Regions from separate parts of the Homo sapiens genome. Here region 2 is linked to region 1. A link is an interaction called in ENCODE POLR2A ChIA-PET data of the cell type or tissue named here. Cell type or tissue: PC-9. All regions are shown on one strand.

Evidence for each region. ChIA-PET counts read pairs that join two places held together with the same protein. Peaks named below come from ENCODE experiments on the same cell type or tissue, not always from the same donor. Only the 100,000 strongest peaks of a DNase experiment are listed, where the experiment ranks them.
Region 2: POLR2A ChIA-PET joins it to region 1 with 8 read pairs; 2 of 35 experiments call an interaction of 5 or more read pairs at or near these places.

What each region holds. Positions count from the first base shown.
Region 1 is chr4:118,743,642-118,746,141 of GRCh38, reverse strand. It overlaps SEC24D (SEC24 homolog D, COPII component), which reads left to right. Exons shown (of 23, transcript NM_014822.4): 14 at 1,082-1,198; 15 at 1,984-2,154. Among named protein-coding and RNA genes, the nearest start is that of METTL14, 60 kb to the right of the region's middle. In PC-9, no CTCF peak of the experiment used is centred here; no DNase peak of the experiment used is centred here.
Region 2 is chr4:118,917,345-118,919,844 of GRCh38, reverse strand. All of the region lies in intron 1 of SYNPO2 (synaptopodin 2), which reads right to left. Among named protein-coding and RNA genes, the nearest start is that of SYNPO2, 30 kb to the right of the region's middle. RefSeq lists an enhancer at 2,141-2,500. In PC-9, no CTCF peak of the experiment used is centred here; a DNase peak (open chromatin) is centred at 1,284; H3K27ac peaks cover 1,554 bases.

The DNA.
Region 1 (2,500 bases):
TGCAGTGGCATGATCATAGCTCACTGCAGCCTCAAACTCCTAGGCTTAAGCAATCCTCTCACCTCAGCCTCCTGAGTAGCTGAGACTACAAGCATGCATCACCATGCTCAGCTAGTCTTTTTATTTTTGTAGAGACAAGAGTCTCACTATGTTGCCTGGGCTGGTCTCAAACTCCTGGGTTCAAGCAGTCCTCCTGCATTGGCCTCCCAAGGTGTTGGGATTACAGGCGTGAGCTACTGTGCTCAGCTCTTCAGGATTCATAAGGATAAAAGCCACATACCTGATCAGAGCTATTGTCTTCACTTCAGAGGCAGTGCTCTGGAGCAGTGTGCAGTATGGCTTGGAAAAAGGCAGGGGTTGGAAGGACAATATATTGAATCATACTTAATTCCAGGAAATTTTGCTTAGTAGGTTACTTCTTAGCTCCTTAAATAAAATTTTAAATCTTGATTCTTAATGCTGACTTGACTGTCATGGAGCTTTGACTCTTCTTTTTGTTGCTTCCCAGAGACTACAGATATATAATCTTGATCCCACACTTTTCCTTTTGGCCTCATGCCTCATAGCTGGTTCCTGTTGTCTACTGTTGCCACACCACCACTACGTTCTTATGCATTCTTCCTCAAAATACCACTGTAGCTTTAATCCATGTTTACTGAAGATTTGAAATAAGAACTTCTCTGGCATCACCATCCTGGGAATTCTACCATCTACTTTACATTATGGGATTTACCTGGTCCTGAAAGACTATACTGTAGGCTAAATAAGAAAGTATTTCGTCGTAACACATCATTTTAATAGTTTTTTTAAAGTGTTATGATACACAGACCTATCTTTAAATGTTGGCTCTCTTTCATTTACAAATTTTATGACTTTTGGCTTGTCCTCTCTCAGCCTCAGTTTTCTAATCTGTAAAATAGAATAGTACCTGCCCAAGGACACAAAGGTTATTATGAGGATTAAATTAAATGAATATAGTGCTTAGCTCATAGAAAGAACTTATATTTTATTTTCTGATTCTCTTAAAATGTTCCTACTCACGGCATTTTCTGTGGGTTTTTGGGTTTTTTTTTTTTTTTAGGCAGCAGACTGTCCTGGGAAGCTGTTCATCTTCCATTCTTCCTTGCCAACTGCTGAAGCACCAGGGAAGCTCAAAAACAGAGATGACAAAAAACTGGTTAATACAGACAAAGAGAAGGTACTTTGTAACTCTTTGAGTATCCATATGTCAATTATTAAGAGGAGTTAAAGAGGCAGTGTGTTCTTCATGTAAGAAAAAAGGGGAGAAACTAAATCTCATAAATTAAGTCCAGGGCATTGCATATTACAGGAATATTTTGGATTACAGACAACTTAAAATATTTTATATTCCTAGAAAAACCGATGTCTGAAATATGTAAATTAAAATAAGGCCCCAGGCTGGGCGCGGTGGCTCATGCCTGTAATCCCAGCACTTTGGGAGGCCAAGGCAGGTGGATTACGAGGTCAGGAGTTTTACCATGTTAGACAAACTCTTCCCTTGGCGGCAGAGGCCTGAGGCATGAAGCACAGGTGTGGGGTTCTCAAAATATGCCTTCACCTAAAACCTCTGACAGTGTAGCAGTGAGGGGAATGTCTGTGGGAAGGATAAGGCTATGGATATAGGGACCCAACTAGTGGTTACACGGCAACACACAAGTTGCCTCATCTAAGTCTGTAAAGTAAGGGCTGCAGTATCAGCTCCATTAGGATTGATGGAGTATCAAATAAAATTAAACACACAATTATTTCACACAGCACGGACCTGGCACAGACTGGGTGCTCAGCAGGTGGCCACTGCACTGATGATGACCACAGTGTGTTTCTTCAGCCCAGTTCACTTAACGGGAAAATGTCTATTTTTCCATTTTGAAAATTCAATAAGAATTCAATAGAAATTTAAAATTTAAACCAAAAACATTTTGTAATTTTTATTTTTTCTTTTTTTTTGCATCTTTTTTCCAGATACTTTTCCAGCCCCAAACAAATGTCTATGACTCATTGGCCAAGGACTGCGTGGCTCACGGCTGCTCTGTGACACTCTTCCTCTTTCCTAGTCAGTATGTGGACGTGGCCTCGCTGGGGCTGGTTCCTCAGCTCACTGGAGGAACCCTTTACAAATACAACAATTTCCAGGTAAATGCCAGCAATTTGTTCACCTTGGTCTTCTACTCCCATTTTAATTTTGTTGTTTAGATTATAGGTTTAAAAAGCTGTGTTCCCTGGTGGGTAGATGACACATATAAATTCAAGAGCAGATGGAAAACAAAGTATACCGTTGGTCCTTTTTATAAGGAGAGTTCTGCATCTTGGCTTCAACCAACCTCGGATCAAAAATACTCAGAACCAAATATTGCATTATACTGAATATGTACAGACTTTTTTCTTGTCATTATCCCCTATAGGATAACAATTATTTACATAACGTTCACATTGTATTGGGTATTACAAGTAACATAGGCAGGGCACAGTGGCCCAATGC
Region 2 (2,500 bases), 170 kb before region 1:
CTGCATAGTGAGCCTCTGGTTGTAGCCAACTCCTGTACTCAGTCTCTTTAACAGATCGTGCTGGTTTATGCCTTAAGGCTGTTGCCTCGAACACTTTCTGTGATTCTCTCCTCCATCCTGAAAGACACCTTCTCATATTTCGAGCTATATATTCCACCTTCTAGAAAACTTTCCGATCTCTCTCCATCCTCTTTTGTGCCTCCACTGTCCCCTATACCATCTTCTACAATAACACTTGCAAAATCATATTACACTAATTGGGTCACATATTTGACTGCCTCTATAATATGTAAGCTTTTTGAAGAGAAGAACTTTATAATATTCATCCTGGCATCCCTAGAGCCCAGTTTGATTTATGGTATGCCCTTAACTGATGTTTACTGACATCAAAACAGCTTTAAAAGTTGATACCTAGATGAATAAACTTTTATTTTTTCAGTCAATTACTTCGGTATGCAAAAAGTAGCCAAATTATGAGAGGGGAGTATGGCTAAGTACAGTGACTACAAAGAGGTTTCAGCTCAAAGTCCAATTCTCATCAATTCCAAATGACTGACAAGGAAACAAGCTTGAGAGACAGGGAGGCTCAATCCAGGCTCAGAAGAATGAGTGCAATGATCGACTAGCGCTTCCTGTCATATTAATGCCTAATATTTGCTCTCCCTCATATTATGTAAGTATTCAATAAGCAAGCCTTTTTGATTAAATATTCAATGAGTATTTTTGAATACTTGTGCACATGACTGAATCAGTGTCTGTATTCAAAGCATATATTCATTAGGAACACCATGCTAAAAATGGCAAAACATTTCTGCTGGTGCTGCCATAGAATTTTTAAAATGTATATTTAGTTTCATAATAGTCCTAATTTTAGCATATTCTGTCTGGTTGGTACAATTAATAATATTTTTAAAAACATTTTAAAACTTTTTAATCTGTATTTTGATGGACTTGGAAATCTAAAATAGTCATTGCATTACCTTCAAAATACTTGATGAAGAATTAAATTATTGCTACCTAATATAACTGTGTATGTCATGTCTTCTGGCAAACTAGCAATATTGAGTTTGAAAGGCAAATGAAAATCTTATCCCGATGTTTGGACTAAGTTGTTTTTAAGGAACAACTTACTTTATCTGCAAAGCAGATTTAAGTAAACGCAATCTGTAAAATTTTCTTTTAGAAACTACTCTCTTGTTCCACATCATCAAATTAGAATGTTTCATTATAATTTTATCTGAACTCTATATGCTCTAGTGCTGCTCTGCAAATGAGTCAGAGGAGAACTATTCCCAGTTTGCAGCCAATTCTCCAGAGAAGCAAAGGAAAAAAGAAACAACTGCCTTTTAAGGAAATCAAACCTGTTTCTAGTGATAAACCCCTTTCCATTTCTATTTGAACATAGTCTCAACAACCAACGAACAGAATACTATGAAATAATGTGTAAAATACATTACCTATTGGATGAACCACTTAGCCAAACACATCTGTAGGTTTGTTTAATGTTTTTCATATACCATAATCTATTACATATAAACAAATTATATAAATATACACACCTGGGTACATGTGAAATGATAAAATAACTTTTTTCAGCAAACATTAAGACATCTGGTTTCAGTTTGGAATTATATGTTGGCAAACATTGTTTAAAAAATGGATTTTTTAAAGTTTAAAAAAAGAACTTTCAGTTTCTAGAAAGTTTTTATAATGTGGAATTTGTATGGCAAAGAATTTGTATAAAAAGCTGAATGGGAAGGATTGCTAAAGGTAAGCTCATGCAGCAGGCACTCTTCACCTACTTTCTCTTCTACCTAACTCAACAATTTGATGGGAAAACTGCCAATTCAGTTTGTACTTCTAACTTTTTTGTTCTTTGAATTTAGAAAGTGACAGAATGTAAAAATTTAGTATATAGGGCCTGCTACTATATATTTAGCTATTTTTCCAATATTTTGCAATCATGTTATTCTCCTTACATTATACCAAAGTATTTCTATCACAAATCTTTTTTATCAGTGTCTCAGAATGGACTAGAGAAATGACTCATGGCATAATAAAAAATCTCTTTTCAAAAGCATAAATGATGATGCCTATTTAGTAACACAAAATCGTTCTTACAGATTGAAATATTGTATTAGCATTGCTGCCTGGAAGTCACATATAATAAGGGACAAACATTCATATATGCACATGTATTTACATAGCATGAAACCACGTTTTGGTTTTGACCAAATTGTTTCTATTTCTAACAGCAAAGCTACAGAAGAAGAATTCAAAAATTAAAAAGCTGGATTTTCATCTATTGAATCACAAAACTCTGACACTATTATTCATTGAAGAGATTACCATGGTTGAATTCTCTGAATTTAAGGTGAGTTTCTTTTGTTTGTTTCTTTTTTGTTGTTTGTTTCTTTGTTTTTTTTGTTTGTTGGTTGGTTTGTTTTCTGTTCGAGATGGAGTTTCACTCTTATTACCCAGGCTAGAGTCCAATGGTGCG